Regions from separate parts of the Mus musculus genome. Here region 2 is linked to region 1. Evidence: chromatin loops called from intact Hi-C (ENCODE). Cell type or tissue: heart. All regions are shown on one strand. Each heading gives the region's core, and the rest is flanking DNA. Links, peaks and the distances in the headings are about the cores only. Region 1 has its middle 37 kb from the start of Fam122b. Region 2 overlaps Hprt (hypoxanthine guanine phosphoribosyl transferase).

Evidence for each region. Peaks named below come from ENCODE experiments on the same cell type or tissue, not always from the same donor. Only the 100,000 strongest peaks of a DNase experiment are listed, where the experiment ranks them.
Region 2: it touches region 1 in a loop (9-fold over the local background); 16 of 42 quality-filtered maps call a loop at or near these places.

Annotation. Positions count from the first base shown.
Region 1 is chrX:53,227,277-53,237,639 of GRCm38, forward strand. It overlaps a transcript of Plac1 not described here. Among named protein-coding and RNA genes, the nearest start is that of Fam122b, 37 kb to the right of the region's middle. In heart, for the core only: a CTCF peak has its summit at 6,669 (motif pointing left); no DNase peak of the experiment used is centred there; H3K4me3 peaks cover 702 bases; H3K27ac peaks cover 2,258 bases.
Region 2 is chrX:53,019,764-53,030,126 of GRCm38, forward strand. Hprt (hypoxanthine guanine phosphoribosyl transferase) reads left to right here. Exons shown (of 9, transcript NM_013556.2): 7 at 342-388; 8 at 560-636; 9 at 1,304-1,897. The coding sequence ends at 1,351. Among named protein-coding and RNA genes, the nearest start is that of Mir450b, 23 kb to the right of the region's middle. In heart, for the core only: CTCF peaks have their summits at 4,722 and 5,912 (motif pointing left); no DNase peak of the experiment used is centred there.

The DNA of each region.
Region 1 (10,363 bases), core at 3,573-8,572:
AAGAAATAAAATAAAATTTAAAAATAAGGATTTTTAAAAAGATGTATTTATTTTTATTTTGTGTATGGGTGTGTTGTCTGCATTTATGTCTGCATACCATTTGCACACAGCACCTGCTGAGGCCAAAAAAGCTCATTGGATTCCCAGAATTGAACTTGCAGATGGTTGTGAGCTACTAGGTTGGTGTTGAAAATTGAACCTGGATACTTTGAAAGAGCAGGCAGTGTTCTTAGTCACTGAGCCATCTCTCCAGCCCCTTTCTCTTTTTAAAGATTTATTTTTATTTGTCTGTATATGTGTCTCTGTGTGTAATGTGCACATGAGTGTAGTGTCTGTGGAGTCCTGAAGAGGGCATCAGATCTCTGGAGCTAAAGTTCCAGGAAGTTGGTTATGAACACCCGACTAAGGGAATTTCTGATGGAAAGAAAAATATAAATCAAACAAAACATATGTCAAGCCATAATGATTCCCAAAGCTACACTTTAGAATGAACTCTTGCACACACTAAGTGAGGCTCAAATTAAATGAAAATATTAAAAGTCCACAGATATGTTAAAACTAAACAGTTGTTAAAATGCAATATGGAATCTCATGCTCTTTAAATCTATTCCCTAAGGAGCAAATTGACTTCAGAGATTTCATATTCAAAAAGTTCTTTTTTGTGTGCGAACTTGCTGGTCTACCCTGTCCAGTTTTTTTATAGGAAGAATACTCCAATGAGATATGGACAGATGGGAAGTGGCCTCTGAACAACCTAAACAGTTTTGTTTTTTAGATGAAAGAGCTTTATTCTTTATACATTAGGAACATGCTGGGTTTTACTCTTAGCAATTTTAACTTCATATTTGAAAACTTCATTTACTTGTGGCCCCTGTAGCTACTAAGGCAGCTTGACTTTTTTTTTTCTTCTTCTTCTTCTTTTTTTTTTTGTTGTGTGTGTTATCAGGGCTTAAATGGAGAAACCTTGATATTTTATAGCAGATTGCATTTTTTTCTCCTTTCAAATTATTGTCTTGTTATTTTGTGTGTGTACACATGCTTATGTGTGTGTTAGTGATTTTTCTATTAGTGTGATCAATACGACATACAGAAGAAAGAATTTATCAGGCTTCCAACTTCAGAGGGTTAAATCTATGACCATCATAGTGGGGAGTGTGACAGAGGATAGGCAGGCATGGTGCTGGAGCGGTACTGAGAGCTACACTCTGATTCATAAACATTAGGCATAGAGAGTGCTAGCTGAGAATGGCCTAGGTTTTTGAAATCTTTAAGTCCACCCCCTAGTGACACAACAAGGACACATCCCCTAATCCTTCCTAAACAGTTCCACGTACTAGGGATCAAACATTCAAATATATCAGTCTATGGGGTCATTATCACGCAAAGCACCACAGCGTGTGTATGTATGGGCAGACATGCATGTGCAAATAGCACATGCAGAGATTAGACTTTAGAGAGAGTTTGTTCCTTCCACTGTGGGATCTAGGGTTTGAACTGAAGTCAAGCTGTCAATCTTGCATGGCAAGCACTTTTTACCAATGGAGCCATCCTGCTGCTCTGGACTGCTTTTCTTTATGCATAAAATGACTGGCAAGAAAGGAAATGACTTAGGTCTGATATTGGCAAGTTAAGGAGCCAACATTTGTTTTATTTCGCTTAAAGCCTTGGCTGGGATGATAAAGAATGGAGAGACCATGATGCTCTGTTCTGACCACCAGGCTATAATAAATGAGATGTGTGCTCAGTTTTAATCTCATATTGGAGGAAATGTTCTAATAAGGATTACTCATAATGGGCTTTTGACACATTTTTGCCACTTCCAAAAGTATGAGGACACAAAGAAAATGAGAAGCAAAGCCTAACAGGAAAGCCTAATTAAAAGACTTTTTCCTCTATTTAAAAATATGAAACTGAGTCAGGCTTAGTGGTATGAACATAAATTTCAGATACTCAAGAGGGTGAGACAGGAGGACTGAAACTCATGGCCCACATGGACAACACAGAATGAATTCAAGAATGAATTAAACTGTACAAGTCAGTTTAGTGAGACCCTGTCCCAAGATCAGAAGAGGGCTGGGGATGTAGTCATTGACAGTATACTTGCCTAGCACGTGTATGACACTATGTAGAGAAAACAAGAGAAAGACTGAAGAAATGTTTCTGCTTTAAAAAAAGAAAGTGTTTTAAACTTCTGTATAATTCCTAGGCTTCAAGAAGACCTCCTTTAAAGTTCATAATTTTTAGAAACACAGAAAATTCTATCTAATCAGTTTCTATATGCTCATCACTTTATTTTTCTTCTTCTGTACCAAAGTATCCATTTTGTTAAAAAGTTTCTCTTGACCTTGTCTCCCATCCCAAGAACATCTACAAAGGATACTTTTTAAATAGGAATGGATTTGCACTACACTATACTACAATACTGTACTTCTTGTGTCTATGTGGAAACCCTTAGCAGCTCTAGTCCCATCATCAGAGATAGGTGGTGAGCAGCCCTAAAGCTTTGATAATAAGAGGTGAGCAAGCAATGGAATCTGCCAGGTCACCTTACCTTGACCCCGTCAAGGATTAGATTTACCAGAAATAAACAAAATTAGCTAGGACATGTTTAATTATAAAACGCAGCTCTTGGAATACACTTGAGGAAAACTTTCTAGGATTAAACTACACAACAACCCCCCTTTATATATCCTTTATTTTTTTTTCTTATTTCATAAGAAACTTTCTCTGGAATAAGCACCCAATTGGCCTCATGTACATTTGAGTCATGTTGGGCCATTTCAACCACCAGCTCATGCTGCCAACTTAACATTTATTTCCATCACTGTCCTGTCATTCTTCATATTGTGAATAGCCTAATTTTCCTCCTCAGCCCCAACTCAGTCGTCTTCCTCAGAACTTGACAATTAGATTGATGAAAATTTGAAACTGTGGTCAGGATCCCCGCCCCCCAACAATGAGCAGTCTTTGAACACATCCCATCAGGTAAAGATGTTTTTTTACATTGTATTGCTTGTGTATGGTTGGAAGAAAATGCATGTGTCATGGTCTCTGTGCGGAGGTCAGAGGAACATTTAATAGGGTCTGTTCTGTCCTACCTTTATGTAAGTTCTAGGGACCTAAGTCACGTCATGAGACTTCCACTGCAAGTGCTTTGCCCACTGGTCTTGCTGGTCTCAGATGATTTTTTTCCTGAATATTGTTTCTTCCCAGTCTGCGCTAGAATCTCTCCGTTCCTACTTTCTTCCATTTTTATCCTTTCTCTTATTTATCCTACATGGTAAATTTATGTGGCTATTTAAGTGGAATGAAATTAAAATGAATCTGATGTATAAGTTCAGTTTTGTTATTGTGTTAGCCACATTTCAAGTTTTCAATAACCCTGGCTACTGAATGGGATATCATAAACTTAGCACACTATTATCACCACAGAAAATTCTACTAAACAACATTGCTTGGTAGGGTTCCCTGACTTCTTTCTTATGTCATAGATTACTGATCTCAGGAAGACAGCTATCTTTTTATCCAACAGCAGTAAGAGCCATTACACAGGGACTCTCCTACCCTTCTAGTCACCAGAGCCTTAGGATACCACCAAAGTTTTAGAATAAATGCCACTTTCCTTTCTTGGTCTTGCAGGATCTTTCTAGTCTGCAAAATTAATGTGACTAAGACTTCCGCAGCATCCTTCTTCAATCATCACCCTCCAAAAATGTCTTTTCTCTGGTCTGTTCCTCCCACCCCGTGACTCTTTAACGTCACAAATGCTAAAGAAGTGCTGGTTAAATAAGGCAATATATTTGCTAGAAGCTTTCCTCCTATCTTTCCTCCATTTTCATGGTCTAGTCTTCTGCTCTTCAGCCAACCTTCTTGTGAGCTCACCTCTCCATTGACTATCTGCTCATGAATATGGGTTATTGCTGTCCTATTCAGCAGAGGTAAGATATGAAAGCAGCCTAGATAGCGACAAACACATGAAAGACTAACAAAAAACGTTTCACATATATATATGTATACACACACACACACACACACACACACACACATATATATATATATATATATATATATATATATATATATATATATACACCATAAAGAAAAAATAAAACTGATTTTCTTTTTTATCCGCAGGATCTAATGCCTTCCTCTGACCTCTGCAGTCACCAGGCACACACATGGTGTGGTGCACACACATGGTGTTGTGCACACACATACATACAGGTAAATATAAACATAAAAATGTCCTAAACTCTTTCTCAAGAATTAAAAAAAAAAGAATAAACCTTTAAAAACAAACATACAAAACGGAGTCTCAATCTTCCCATTTAAGTGACTAATTCTCGCCTATATGACTGACGTTACAGGAAAAGCGCCACGAGTAAATGTTTACATTATCCATGAACGGCGCCAGTGATCCAGTAAAATGTGTCTCCGCACCCCAGTTAGCTCTGCTCTTGCACCACTATGGGGGGACATCTAACTCTGAGAAAGTAGTCTGTCCTTTCTTTGGAAGCTGTGTGGAGAACTGAGGCTGTGGAGTGACTGAGAGAAAACCTGCAAACGCAAAGGCACGGGACATCCCTAGTCAAAGGAAGAGAACTACGTTGCCCTACCAGAGTCCTTTCTTCAGACTCTCTCAGGACGGCTTGGAAATTCCTCCCCCTTTCCCTGTTTCTCCCTTTTTGAAGGAACAGGGGATGGGTTAACAGCGTCTCTGTTGCTTCTTTCTAGAGACCCCCACAATTGCTGCAGATCGTAATGGAACACCGGTCACTCCCACCAGGACAATACCATGCCAGAAACCTGGAGCAAATTAGACGTGGGTGTTAGATGAAGAAAGCTGACAGGGCAGCACTAGTTCCCTTCTCAAAATGCACACAGAATGTCCACGGCAGCCTTCCAGAGCGCCGGATGGCGAGAGCTAACTGATAGGGAAGGCAGCGGCTTTTCCTGCCTTTTGCCTCCCTGCCGCTAGCTTTCAGTACACACACATCGCTGTGCTGATTACAAAGCTAAGCACATGGTGACTTCGGAATATACAGCTTCTTCGGCTTTGTGAAAATAAAAGAAATGCTGACAATGTGGGATAAGATCCTTGATTTCTCACATGCAACTAAAAGACCAGCAGTCCCTGACCAAATAAATGTTCTTAAAGTGTAAATTCAATATTCAAACCCATAAGTGACATTAAGAACACTGGAGAATAATAAAAAAAATAAAACCAACATCGGGGGAAATTTGCATTGAACACTTGTGGGATGTTGGATACTTTGTGATTTTTTTTTTATAGCTGCAAGGTCAAGGTAGTTTTTCACAGTGATTTGTACAGTTTGCTTATAAAAGAAAAACAGATTTAAGAGAGCGTTCAGCTATGTACAAAATAATCAAAGTTATAAAAATAACTCCCCAAATGAACCCTGACTGGACAATTTAGATGAAAATTCTATAAAAGGCAGATTGCTTGGGCCGGCAACATAGCTTTTGGTGTGCTGGAAGAAAATCAGTAGATGAAGAAACTTCTTTTACAAATATAAAAGAAAGAAAAAAAAATAGAAGAAAGGAAAGGAGGAAGGCTTCCTGCTTCACACCTGTGACCCCAGCCTGCAGGCAGGGTGACCTTCATGAGTGATCTTCAAGGGCAACCTGGACTACATCGGTTTTTGATACTGTCGTCCTGAGCTACAGAGTGAGAGACTGTTTCAAAACTAACTGACTAAATTATAAATCAAAATGCAGTAAAGGAAAAATGAAAAAGAAATGGAAAAATCAATAAGTTGATTAAAAAAAAAAAGAAACCCTTCCACCTTCTACCAAACAGATTTTGTTGTTAGGTAAACATAAGATAGTGACAACTTATGTACATATATATGCACACACACTCATATATATGTGTGTATATTATATATAATTATAATTAAGAGAAAGCTTATGAGCTTATAAAGCAGATGGTAGATTTGTGTCACAGCCTGGAAATGAATGGTTCTTTTGATGTAAGTGTATCTGACAGTTTCCTAGCTAAATACATGCTCTGGCCACACAGGTCTCAAAGATGGATAGAATGGAGAATCCTGCAGGACAGAAAAGACGAGCCACAAGCGTTGGCAACACTGATATTCTTTTACAGTGAGGATTTGAATTTTCAGCTTTGTGCTTAAACATGTTTTACCAGCAGAAAGTAAACCAACCCGGCTCATAATGCAACATTGGGCTGGCCATCTGGTTTGGAGTCAAGTTTAATAAACCCAGAGACATTAAATCTACTTGTCTAGCACTACAACTAATCAAAGAAAGACTGGTCAAAGCATCAGGGGTGGGAACAAGAGGACATTATTTGTGAATTGTGTAACTAGAGTTTCCATTCCTGTTTAACTTTTGAGAGAGAGAGACAGAGAGAGAGAGACAGAGAGACAGAGAAGGAAAGTAAGCGAGTGTGGGGGGAGGGAGGGAAGGGAGAGGGAGGGAGGGGAGAGGGAGAGGGGAGGGAGAGGGAGAGGGAAAGGTTGATTGATTTCAGGCATATAAGGGTCCTTGCAGCTCATATTTCTCATCCACAAGGAACTGGTGTTTGTTTAATAAGCAACTGGTTCACAACTGGGCTTCAACCGTCTGACCACATCCTGGAACATGCTGTTGAATCACACTCAGACCCACACTGACATCTGCAGGTAATTGAAACAGGGCTTTCCAGGACTGGATTCGAGACTCTGGATCCTCACTCGGGCCTTTTAGCTCATCACAGTAGGGTGCTAACCCATAAAACTTCAATATCCTGGATGGCAATGAGTTCCTTTCAAACATATTCTCAGTACTGAAGTGCTTTCATACAACAAATTAATGCAGCATATAGAAAATATGCTTGATTTTGCAGCAAAGGCCACAGACAGAGCGGTTTCCACCTGGTATAAGTCCAGCAATTTTTATTTTCACTGTACACATTTCCCCCCTTTTCACACAGTCTCCAAGTGGCACCCAGTACTTTCTCAGTACCTTATAGAAAGATTACTCCCCAAAATCTAAACTCAAGTTCGTAGTTATCCTAAGTTCACATCTATCAAAGAGTTTACACACACACACACACACACACACACACACACACCCCACAATTTACTGTAATAAATCTCTGCTAATCAGCATGCTTCTTTATATATTTCATCAAAACTCTAAACCATCTATAAAAATAGGAAGAAAACAGAACTGTGGCAAAAGTCAAGCTGCTCCATTCTGCCTAAGCATTCAGTTGTTCTGTAATGCCTTTTAAGCTGGCAAAAAGGACAAAGTAATGTTTTATTGGGTCAATTTATAATTATAATTTATAATTACTGTGTTAGCAACAATAGGATCTGTTAGCAAGGGGCTTCTTTTACAATGACTATTTTAGAGAAAGCCTGTTTTTCCAGGCTTATAAAATCAAGTGACTCATTCAACTTCTGAGGCAAAAATCAACATATAAAGAAGGCCTTATTCTACACATCGAAAACACGTTATAAAAACAACTGCATCAAGGATTTCTAGTGGTAAGAAACCAAAAAAACAAGGTTAACTGGGTGTGGTTGTGTACACCCTTAAGGCCAGCAGTCAGGAGGTAGATGCGGGAAGGGTGTGAGTATAAGGCTATCGAAGGCTGTATAAAAATAACAAACCAAGTTAAAAAAATTCTAAAGGGTGAGCATGGGAGTCCACACCTTTAATCCTAACACTTAAATGACACAGTTATCTGTGAGTTTGAGGCCAGCCTGATCTACAAAAGTGAATTCCAGGCCAGCCAGGGTGATACAGTAAGACCTTGTCTCAAAAAAAAAAAAGATTTTAAAAAGAAAGAAAAAGAAAAGGAGGGAGAGAGAAGGAGGAAATGAAAAAAAAAAACCCAAAACAAAACCACGAGGGTAATTGCTAGCTTGAGGGCTCATTAATACATTCCATCAACAGGCGCTCATAAATAGACAGTTGCCAAATTTTGCAACGTGTTCCATTGCAAACATTTATTGATATTTTTTTTTTTTGGTGCCCAGAATGTTTTTTCTTAAAGAAATGGAGTTCTAGCAGTTAGAGTTGCAAGTTAATTAGCGAAAGTCTAGATACTGTATGTCTGCCGTGAGAGGGTGGAAGCAGTTGCGGCAGTAAGAGGAAACATATGTTGGAATGATTTTTAGCCCTGGTTAGTTCTCAGTGTTCTAGTTTTGCTCCATGAGGACACCATTACAGAAAGATAAGAAAGCAGGGCATTTCAAAGCACTTTATATGCTAGTGTCTGATTTCACTTGAGAATTTCCAAGCTTTCTTACTTTTGATGACGGCACATGGTTTATGCACATCGGCACTGCTGAAGGTTTTATTTAACAAATGGAAACATAAATTTGGGAGAAAAGATAGAAAGGAGATACTGGCACGGAAAGAGCAAGAACTGAAAGTGGGGAGAGCTGGAGAAAATATGCATTTAGATCTCATGCCTCACCCCCATGTTGTTCACTCTTTTTCTTTCAACTAGCATGTGGTGAGCTGTGTTAGTGAGTATGAGGACCAAGTCATTCTATCATTTATTAATTTAATAAATGCTAGTAGAGTATTAACATTATACATAGAGTAAAGGATAGCAACCTGAACAAGACAGCCTCGATCATTACGCTCACAGACATGAAACAGATAGCAGCATTCTAAGCAAGGAGTTCAGGTCTGTCTCTGGCTATTTGGGGTTGAAGGCTTCAAAACAACAAAACAATAACAAGGCAAAAGAAAAACAAGCAAATAAACATAAATTAATACCTGTAATCCCAGGTACTTATGGGGTTGAAGCCGAAGGATCACCCGAAACAGAGTCAAGACCAGCATGGTCTATATAGTGAAATCTAAATCAGCTAGGGCTACAATGTAAAAAATCTCTGTCTCTCTGTCTCTCTCTCTCTCTCTGTCTCTTTCTCTCTCTGAGTGTGCGCGTGTGCGTGTGCGTGTGCGTGTGTGTGTGTGTGTGTGTGTGTATTTTAAAATTTGAGGACCAGTCTAGGCTACAAAGCAAACCTATATCTTCAAAACAAATAAAAATAAATCAGGGATGGAGGAGCCAGGCCTGGTAGCACAATCCTGTAATGTAAGCACTTGGGAAGTGAAGATAAATGGATCGGGAGTTCAAGGCCAGCTTTAGCTACATAGTTTGAGGACAATTGGGGCTACACAATGTCCTGTCTAAACCTACCCCGCCCACACACACACACAGAGGGCAGAGAAAAAGAAAAGAGCGAGTGTAAGTGTCATAAAAGACGAAGCCAGATCTCGGATTGCCTCCTGGCATCACAATAACTCCTTTCCACTAGATGGCTGAAGGTAACAGACAGAGGAGCCTGATAATACTGGCTGGAACCAGGACAGAGCAACTGGTCTCTAAGTGACTTAACTGATAAGTTAACGTCAGTCGAGCTGGGCCCTGAACAAAAGAACCATCCAGCTTACACACAGAGCACCGTGGAAAACAAACAATTGTTATTTAAGTCTCTCACAGTTTTAAGGGGGAGGGGGGTAATGTAGGCTATTTTATAATAGCTCATACAAGCTGTGCATGGTAGATCAGTCCTGTAATCCTAGTGTTTGGAAAGTTGAGACAGCAGGACTTTTTTAATGAATTTTTTTTTTACTGTGTATCATTTAAAAAGTCTGTTCTTCCATTATGACCACTTGAGAGATTTGTACTTCTTTTTTCACCATAATTTTTTATTGATCATTTAGAAACTTCACATAATGTACCCCAATCACACTCACTGTTCAGTCCTTCCAGACTTGCCTACCTCCCCTGTTCCCCCCACCCACCCTAACACCAGAAAAAGAAGAAGAAGAAAAAAAACAAGACCAATTTGTGTTGCCTACATACTCACTAGAGTATGGTCAAGTTCCCAGTGGTCAGCCCCTCAGAGAAAACTGAGTCCTTCCCAACCCCCACTCTGCCATCAACTATGAAGCCGTTCCACCCTGACTGGTCTCTTCTGATCTCAGAAGCTAATTGGGTCGGTCAGGCAGGCTTAGTGCTTGGATGGGAGACAACGGGATTTTTCAGAGGCCAGCCTGAGCCACATTGCAGGCCATATGAGGCTACACAGAGAGATTCTCTTTCAAAAATAATGTTTCCCTCTATGCCCAAATAAATATGCTACTTATTGTGTAAAATTTTGGGGGGAGAAAAAGAAAATGTGGAATTTTTTTTTGTACATGCATACTTTCTCTGCCAGTATACACAAGAAATGGAAACCAATTGCTTCTGGGGGTAAAGGAGCTAAAGTAGATTGGGAACGTGGCAGGGAATTCATTTAGAATTGAGAATTTAGAAGCATCCGAATACATTTACTATGAATGAATGATATCTATTCTTTATACTGGG
Region 2 (10,363 bases), core at 1,697-6,696, 210 kb before region 1:
TTCTTAATGTGATCAAGGCTCTGAGTTCAGTATCCACTGCAAAAAATTCCCATTGGTGAGCCAGTTATTACAAGTCCTGATGAAAGAGCATGTCTTACCTTCTTTAGTTAGGATTCTGCTCTCAGAAGCATCTTACCAGGTTCCAGGTGGTGATCAGTCGGGGGCCTTGACCTTCATGTGACCTCTCTGTGATTTAGTTCTTCTCCCTTTCAGCCTTCCTATGGGTCTGCGAAGCTGTCCTTATTCTGAATGCAGATGATACTACTTAAGAACACTGATGTTTTCTTTGTAATGCTCTGTAGTCTTTCCATATGCCACATGTAATTTTTTGTAATTAACAGCTTGCTGGTGAAAAGGACCTCTCGAAGTGTTGGATACAGGCCAGACTGTAAGTAGATGCCCTTTGGCCAATCATTTATCCATCTTATAACTGAAAAAGTTAACTATGAAATGGCTTAGGGTTACTTTAGAGAACATTTGTGAGGAAGGTACATTTGCAAGAATTAGAATTGAAAGTATTATTTTCTCTAAAGAATAAACTATGATTATTTATTTACAGTTGTTGGATTTGAAATTCCAGACAAGTTTGTTGTTGGATATGCCCTTGACTATAATGAGTACTTCAGGGATTTGAATGTAAGTAATGCTTTTTTTTTTCTCGCTCTCATTTTTCAAAAACCCACATAAAAATTGAGGAAAGGGAAGAATTGTTTTCTCCTTCCAGCACCTCGTAATTTGACCCGACTGATGGTTCCCATTAGTCACATAAAGCTGTAGTCAAGTACAGACGTCCTTAGAACTGGAACTTGGCCAGGCTACGGTGACACTTCTTGCTGGCTGAAGTAGTTGAACAGCTTTAATATACAACAACTGTCTTATTGTTATTTCACATGATATAGTCATAAGTAAGAAATAAACGATTCAGTTTCAATTTTGTAATTGACTCTGCTTCAGATCCCTGCCTCCCATTCTGGAGGCAGGAAGGAGTCTTCTGGGTGAGTTTATAAGCATGGTCCAGGAGCAGTTAGAAAGTCTCCATGGGCAATATTACCTAAAGCGTATTTTTTATTTCACTTACCTGTTTTGATTTCAGCTTTATGTTTCTCAAAGTTACGTACTAAGACAAAGAAAAAGCAAACTAATGGACTATAGTTCTGCTTTGTTTTCAAATTATGTCCTCTTCAAGTTGCTGGTCCAAAATACCTTGTTTGGTAGAAACCCAGACAACGTAGGAGGACCCTTTAATGCTGTTATTACCTCTTTAGAATCCGCTTTTCTAACGAGAATGTCTTTTATTTTATAGCACGTTTGTGTCATTAGTGAAACTGGAAAAGCCAAATACAAAGCCTAAGATGAGCGCAAGTTGAATCTGCAAATACGAGGAGTCCTGTTGATGTTGCCAGTAAAATTAGCAGGTGTTCTAGTCCTGTGGCCATCTGCCTAGTAAAGCTTTTTGCATGAACCTTCTATGAATGTTACTGTTTTATTTTTAGAAATGTCAGTTGCTGCGTCCCCAGACTTTTGATTTGCACTATGAGCCTATAGGCCAGCCTACCCTCTGGTAGATTGTCGCTTATCTTGTAAGAAAAACAAATCTCTTAAATTACCACTTTTAAATAATAATACTGAGATTGTATCTGTAAGAAGGATTTAAAGAGAAGCTATATTAGTTTTTTAATTGGTATTTTAATTTTTATATATTCAGGAGAGAAAGATGTGATTGATATTGTTAATTTAGACGAGTCTGAAGCTCTCGATTTCCTATCAGTAACAGCATCTAAGAGGTTTTGCTCAGTGGAATAAACATGTTTCAGCAGTGTTGGCTGTATTTTCCCACTTTCAGTAAATCGTTGTCAACAGTTCCTTTTAAATGCAAATAAATAAATTCTAAAAATTCGCCACTTTTTGAATTCTTTCGTGTAAAAGTCCTTAAAACTAAGGACTGTCTCTTTAAAGAAATTCTCCATGTCTGTCATTTCTCTACAGATTAATTCAGTACAGTTTTCCATGGGTTCCCCTTTGCTTACGTTTTATAGCTAATTTAATGGTACTCCTCAGCAAGTATTGCAGGTCATGGTTATCTGGTGGAATGGGTTGGTAGAGCGAGGGAAGCGTCTACCTACTGGAAACAGTAAATTACAGACACTCAGCACCATTTCCTAACCTGTCTTCTATTAAAAAGAACATGTTTTCTCCTCGTTTTCTGTGAGGTTGTTCAGACTACAATCTGACCTATAGTTTGTTTTCAGGTATGTCCTGTTACCCTTTTGGTTTGGATAAAGCTTTATTGACCAGAGAACAGTAACAGTAAAACATTGTTTTGTCTTTTGGGAGTAAGAAATATTTGGGACCAAAAGTCCTGTTTGCCCTCTTGTTATCACGAGGTATGAGCTAGCAACCTTGTAGCACAGTGCATATTTACATTCCTTTCAGACTGTGTTCTTATTTCCAGCAGTGAAGTGGGGAACTTTAAATGATAACAAGAACTTGCTGCAGTTAGGCTGGTGAAATGGGTCAGTGGGCAAAGGTTTGCTGCCATCCCTAGGAGCACCTGCATGCTGAAAGGAGAGGACTCCAGAAGTTGTCCCCTCGCCTCCACACACCTACTAAGCTGACAAATAAATGTAATTAAATAAAAAGGTTGCCAAACTCCTCTAACTTCCTAATTTACAAGATATGTTTCCTTCTGTTTTCTCATTTCTTCTGCATAGCCTGGTGGTATTAATGTGAATGCAGTGTCAAGTAACTCCTGAGTCCTTTCCTACCATAAAATAACACCTACCGAGGTCCACCTGGATCCTCTAGTTAACACTTTGCTCGGCCCCCACTGCAGAGCCTTCTTAGTCCTTTCATTCCGTTGCACTATCACCTCTGTTGGGTTGAGCCATGTAAGATGACCATTTTTTTATAGGTAAAGCAATTCCCTACTTGGCTGTTGGCAGTTTGAGGTGATTAAATGAATAGCATGCCATGTAGTTTACATTTGTTTGTTTGTTTGTTTTGGTTTTTTTTGAGACAGGGTTTCTCTGTATAGCCCTGGATGTCCTGGAACTCACTTTGTAGACCAGATTGACCTCAAACTCAGAAATCTGCCTGCCTCTGACTCCCAAGTGCTGGGATTAAAGGTGTGCGCCACCATGCCTGGCTTGTGTTCATTTTTTTTTTTTTTTTTTACTATTTGCCTAACCCCCTGCTAGAATATGAGTTCCATAGGAGGCAAACCACCTTGTTTGTGACAAGGTCTGTCTATTACATACTTCCAGCTGTCCTAGAGCTCACTATGTAAACCATGCTGGCCTCGAACTCACAGCCAGCCATCTGCCTCTACTTTCCTAGTGCTCAAATTAAAGGAGGTGTGCCACCATGCCCAGCAGGCAAAACATTTTTGAACTATCTTTTTGTCTATACTGAGGCAGGGCTCTCTTAATCCAGACTAGCTTCAAACTCAGGACACTTCTGCCTCTGCCTGCCAAGGGTGTGGATTCTAGCTGAGTTGCCATCTGTCATTCACTGGTGTGCATTAGATGAGTTGATCAGTGCCTTAGAAAAATAGGAGCTTAGGGGACTGTCGAGATGGCTCAGCTCATAAAGAGCACTGACTGCTCTTCTGAAGGTCTTGAGTTCAAATTCCAGCAACCACATGGTGGCTCACAACCACCCATAATGAGATCTGACGCCCTCTTCTGGTGCTTCGGAAGACAGCTACAGTGTACTTATGAATAATAATAATCTTTGGGAGTAAGAGAGTGGGGTTGACTGGAGTGGGGAGGGGTGACCAGAGCAAGCAGAGGTCCTAAAAATTCAATTCCCAACAACCACATGAAGGCTCACGACCATCCATACAGCCAAAGTGTACTCACATACATTAAATAAATAAATAAATAAATAAATAAATAAAGCTTTTTAAAAAGAAAAATTAGGAGCTTACATGATGATTGTTGAATGAGTAAGTAGCTAAGAGCTGTGTAGATTCTCTACTCTTTACTTAATTTGGCATCTAATTACTGACATTTACAACCTGGTATTGGGAGTGGTGTTGTCTTTTTCTCTTCCATTTTTGGAGGGGTGCACTCCTTCCATAAAGGGTGTGTGGAGGTCAAAGGACAACTTTGGGGCATAGGTTCTCTTCCTCCCACCTTGTAGGTGTCAGCACGAATTCAGGGCATCAGGCTTGGCAGCAGTGCCTTTACCTGCTGAGCTCTCACCAGCCCACTACTGTTTTCTTTTAATTATTTTTTATTTTTATTATTATTTTTTGTTTGTTTGTTTTGGTTTTTCGAGACAGGGTTTCTCTGCATAGCCCTGGCTGTCCTGGAGCTCACTTTGTAGACCAGGCTGGTCTCGAACTCAGAAATCCACCTGCCTCTGCCTCCCAAGTGCTAGGATTAAAGGCGTGAGCCACCACTGCCCGGCTCCAGTACTGTTTTCTTCATGGGCCTCTCTGAAGCATTCATTAGCTACAATAATGAATGGTGGCTCACAAGCATCTGGAATGGGATCCGATTCCCTCTTGTGGTGTGTCTGAAAAGGGACATAAATAAATCTTTTTTAAAAAGGAAAGAAATAGGGCAGGTGAGATAGGACCTTGACCCGAGATTAAGAGCACTGACTGCTCTTCCAGAGGTCCTGAGTTCAATTCCCAGCAAACACATGGTGGCTCACAACACTCAGCAACCACGTGGTGGCTCACAACACTGAGCAACCACATGGTGGCTCATAACACTCAGCAACCACGTGGTGGCTCACAACCATCTGGAATGGGATTTGATTCCCTCTTGTGGTGTGTCTGAAAAGGGACATAAATAAATCTTTTTTAAAAAGGAAAGAAATAGGGCAGGTGAGATAGGACAGTGACCTGACATGTGACAAATGCCCCCACAACATTAGTTATTACTGGAAAAAAAATGCTTCAAAAGTTATTGTTAAACCATGACAGAACCCAGATTTAGCCCAGATCTGCCTGATACTTGCTACAGTTTATCATGGAGGATTTTTCTGTTTTTAGTATAATGTTTTAGCTGGTTGTCTAAGCCAACCAGAGTGTAGCTAACAGCTGGGAAAGAAAGCTGCATTTATTTAACCTAACTTGAGGGTATGTAATGCTGATAATTTTGTTGAGTTAGAGTTCTCAATAGGCCTAAGTTGGTCTTGAACTGAATTCTTTTTTTTTCCGCCCCCACCCCCACCCACCTCTATCCCTTGAACTGAATTCTGTTGCTGAATGTCTTTGTGCTTTTGATCCTCCTGCCTCCACCTCCCAAATTTTGGAATTTAACCCAGTTTATGTAGTGTTAGAGGTTGTACCGAGGGCTTTGTGCATGTTAGACAGTCTACTTCCTGAGCTATATTACCAACCCCCTGACGATGTCATTTTTAAAAACCAACTTTCCACAAATCAAATATAGTCGGTATGTAAGACAGGGAAAGGGAGTCACTGAGAGGTAGCAGTCATTTTCAGGGTAACAGGAGGGGTAAAATCTGAAAGGAAGCTGTACTTTGCTGTGGCTGTTCAGTATAGGAGCAAAATGCCTACAACTACCCCACCTCAGTCCTCCAGGACTTCATTTTCATTACAGTCCTGCAAAATGGATGCTGAGAAAGAAAACAAAATTGCGTTAAAGTTGTTAGAAGTTGTTAGAGACATAGGAAAGCATATATCCATTTTAGGAATTATAACTGGAGGGTTTTTTTTTTGGGGGGGGCAAGGGAGCAGAAGCCCAGGGAAGAGCATCTCCAACAAGCTAGACTCAGCCACCCACCCCCAATATGCACTAAAAAAAAAAGTCATTGTGAGAAGATTTATTTAGGGGCTGGAGAGATGGCTCAGCGGTTAAGAGCACTGACTGCTCTTCCAGAGGTCCTGAGTTTAATTCCTAGCAACCACATGGTGGCCCACAACACTCAACTACCACATGGTGGCTCACAACCATCTGGAATGGGATCCGATTCCCTCTTCTGGTGTGTCTGAAAAGGGACATAAAATAAATAAATCTTTTTTTAAAAAAGGAAAGAAAAGATTTATTTAATGTTGCAACGTTGAGAGGGATAAAGGGGTCTAGTGACTCCAAGATAATCCAGAGTACCCGCATGAGGTTTAGTTCGAGATAGAAGAAGCTGGGGGAAAATGTAAGAGAGGCATGATTCCGAAGCCCTGACCAAGCCAGGTTTGGTTTTGCAAGATGAGCCCGAGAAACCCTTATCCCTGTCATCGTTTCTCCCTTGAGGGAGTTATCTTGGTTTCTGCAGCTATCACTCTGCTGCAGGGTATGTCGTCATGGATAATTACTCCCACCTGTCCTGCAAGATTCCGCTGTCCCATGATTCCTAGGTAACTCGACCAAAGGTTAAGGATGACTTACCTCTGTCCTTTCAGCCAGACAAAATGGAAGCAGAAATCCCAGGTTTTTAGTAACCTTGGTTGAGTCTAAGTGAGGAGACAATACATTTTTTTTAGATTTATTTATTTTTCTTTTATGTATATGAGTACAGTGTAGCTGTCCTGATGGTTGTGAGCCATCATGTGATTTCTGGGATTTAAACTCAGGGCCTCTGCTTGCTCCAGCCCAAGACTTATTTATTACTATATTTAAGTACACTGTAGCTGTCTTTAGACACACCAGAAGAGGGTGTCAGATCTCATTACGGATGGTTGTGAGCCACCATGTGGTTGCTGGGATTTGAACTCAGGACCTTCAGAAGAGCAGTCAGTGCTCTTAACTGCTGAGTCATCTCGACAGTCCCCGAGATAATGTGTTTTAACAGAAACATCTAAGCACGTATTTCAAGAATATTGCTGCCTAAGAATGTGTTGCTGGTCTGTTACATAAAAGCTTTTGCACTTCTCCTTTACAGATTCTTAGAATCATCTGTAAATATTGGTAGGTCCCTATTTTAATTCTCTATGGAGAGGATTTATAGATGTTAACTGTGTTACCATTAAGCTTGTAAGGTTAACCAAGTGGTGTCCTTCCCTGCATTCAAGATTCTAGAAACATTTTTCTCTGTTCCATGTGTTGGGGAATACAAGCTAGATTAATTCTAGTTAGAGAAACAGACATTTTTTAAATATTATTTTGTTTTTATTTTTGCAACAGGGCTTCTTCTGGCCAGACTGATATTACAGATGTGTATCTGCTACCAAAACCAGGCTTAAAAATCAGACTGAACCCAAGGCCTTCTTACACATGCTAGCCAAGTTCTCTACCATTAAGCTACTCCAGCTCAAAGACAACTTGTGCTGTGAAGGAACCAGGAGAGGCAGGCCTTGTTCTTAGGTGATTAGGGAAGGTGATGGCACTGGGAAGGTGGAGATAGAAGGATACACCAGAAGAGTACATCAGATCTCATTACAGATGGCCGTGAGCCACCATGTGGTTGCTGGGAATTGAACTCAGGACCTATGGCAGAGCAGTCAATGCTCTTAACCACTGAGCCATCTCTCCAGCCCCAGAAATTCAAAAGCTATCCTCAGCTACATAAGAAGTTCCAGATCAGGATGGTCTATGTGAAACCCTATCTCAAGAAACCAAGGAAACAACAAATCCTTTAGTTGGAGCTAGAAGTGATGGTGAGTGAGTACTGTTTATTTCAGCTACTCACAAGGCAAGGGCAGGAGGATCATGACCCCAGGTGTTCAAAGCCAGCCTGGGCAATGTAGCAAGGAGCAATTTCAAAGACAAGAACTAAAAGGAAAGGCAAAAAATTATATGCTTTAGTTAAAGTGAGTTTCTCTTCTGCTGGAATCCTTTGTGGGACTCAGTTTTACTAAAAAAATAAAATAAAATAAAATAAAATAAAATAAAATAAAAAAGCCAAGTCCTTTAGTGATGGAGAAACTATTCCTCATTATGACAACCTGACCTGGTCATGTCCAAGCAGGCTCTGGGATCTCTGAGCTGGCCCCCAAATTACTTCAAGCCCTGGGACTGCCATAAATGCCTCCCAGCTGACCTCTAGCTCCTCGTTTCAGTGCCTTAACTCCTCACCCTGTACTTGAAGTCATTTGTGATTCACTTCACATGAAAAGCATGCATGTATACCTTATTCATATAGAGGTCAGAAGACAGCCTGCAACAGTTGGTTCTCTTCTACCATGAGGGTCCTAGAATGGAAGCCAGGTTCTTAGGCGTGGTGGCAAGTATCCTTGACTACTGAGCTAGCGTTCCAGCCCTATTTTTGTTTATTTTTACTATTTTTCAAATTTTTATTCATTTATTTTACTTTTGAGAGGAAGATGATCTTTTCCAAGTATAAATCATATCACTTCCTTCGCACTTCAGAAAACAAACTGCTCTGTGGCCTACAAACCCACATATAAGTTAGCCCCTGCTCACTTCTCTCTTTTATCCCTCATTACTCCTTCGCCTCCACCACAGCATCATTCTACCAGTCCCCAAACCTGTCTCAGCATCCTGCTTTCCCCTGCCCCTTCACCCTAACATTCCTTCTCACCACTCAGCAGAATGGCTGCTTCATTGGTCACCTTGGTGAACCCTGCCCTGACCACTGGAACCACCTCAACATCACATTCCATTATAGTTCTTAGCATTATCAGAGCCAAGCCGTCCTACAAAGCAACACCTACAAAGGCTAGCTTGGGCTCATCATAGATTTGCCTGAAAAAGAAAAAGGCCCAAGTGAATACAGAGACTTTTGGGGGTTTGTTTTGTGTTGTTTGTTTTTTACTTAGACCATGGAAACCAGCATGGTGTCAGCTCCCCAGATCCCAGGTCCCACAGGATTGCTCAGACAGTGGGTTGCTGTCACGGGAGGTCAGTTCCAGATTCCAGCCTAATGATTTTATGACCTGCAGCTGTACTCTTATTGGGGAGGCAAGGTCAAAAGTCCCATGCCTTTCCAGAACCCAGGAGGCAGCCTCCACAAGATAGGGAGGTGGGTGAAAAAACAGCCTTGGGACAACTCACAAGACTGTTCAGGGGAGGCTCTGGGGGGCATTTCTTCAAGACAGGGAAAGCTGAAGTTATCCTTGCCGATATGTGTAGAGAGGTGTTCCTGACACCACCTTCTATATACCTTAAATCATCTTTATATTACCAGTAATATATAGCACTATATGAAAGTTATGTAAAAAGTTGTTAGACTGTATTGTTGAGGGAATGAAACACAAAATCCTGTTCAATATGGATCTGATTTTGTTTTTCAAAAATTTACAATCTCAGGCTGGTTGAATCCAAACATTCGGAACCCACAGGTACAGAGGGAAAACATTTTTGGGGGGTTGAGGGTGAAAGAACCCCTAATTGTTGGTTACTGAGAGTAGTTAATATTTTTTACCATTATTATATGTCTGTTAGACAGTAGAACTGCTTTGATAAGAACTTTTGTTTTTTTTCTTTCATCTCAACTTTACAGATAATGAAATGCAGGTCCAGAGAGGGTTGAAGATTTTCCCAGATCACGCAGCTAGTAAATATCAGATAAGGAATTTAAACAGAGGCAATTTTATTCCAGAATCTTTCTGAGTAATGCACTGTCATTTAAGCCAAATTTTCTGTAGAAATGAATACACTAACAATAGAGGAAATGCATTAAGCTGATTGCAGGTAATAATCAGAAATTACTTAGATATCATACATGGCTTTTGGAGGGCCCGGCTGAACTTTAAGCATGCCTTTTGACTTTCTGTGGCATTAGTCAGTATTTTCAAAGGCTTATAGACCTTTTTACCAATGGGCTCTTCACATTTTTCTTCTGGCCTATTTTACAATCTTGTGGGCAGCTTCAGACAAAATAACTTTTTCGTATGGAGGATTATGGGTGCTCTTTGCCATTTGTAAATGTGAATTTTATAGACACCCCCAGCCACTTGAAAGAGAAATGCTTTTAATTTTTTTTATGATGATTTGTAACCTCAAGTGTTTCTGATAAACTGTCAAATTAAATTTCAAGTTTTTGCTTTATATTGTCTGAATGCACTTTGTAACGGGCTTCCTCATTCTGACTCGTGACTGAAGTGACTTTCAAACTTGATAGCTTTTCGGCAGCACTTCCTTTCCTAACACCCCCGCCCCGGCTGTCCCCCCATTCAAAGATTTGCTTGTAACACACATGGCTTCCTTTATCTAGAACTTTTACTTTGCATACATAGTGTATGTAGTGTGTGTGTGTGTGTGTGTGTGTGTGTGTTTGTGCTTGTTGAGGACAGAAGTTGTCATTTGATGGTTTCCTCAATCTTCATTTTATTTACTGAATTGGAGTTCCTTACTAAGCCTGGAGCTTGCTGATGATCTAGCTAGTCTAGCTCTACCCAGCTTGCCCTTGAATCCATCTCACCTCCAGGGTGAGTGTTGGAATTACATTTGGGCCCCAATGCTACCAGTTTTTCTTTCTTTCTTTTTAAAAT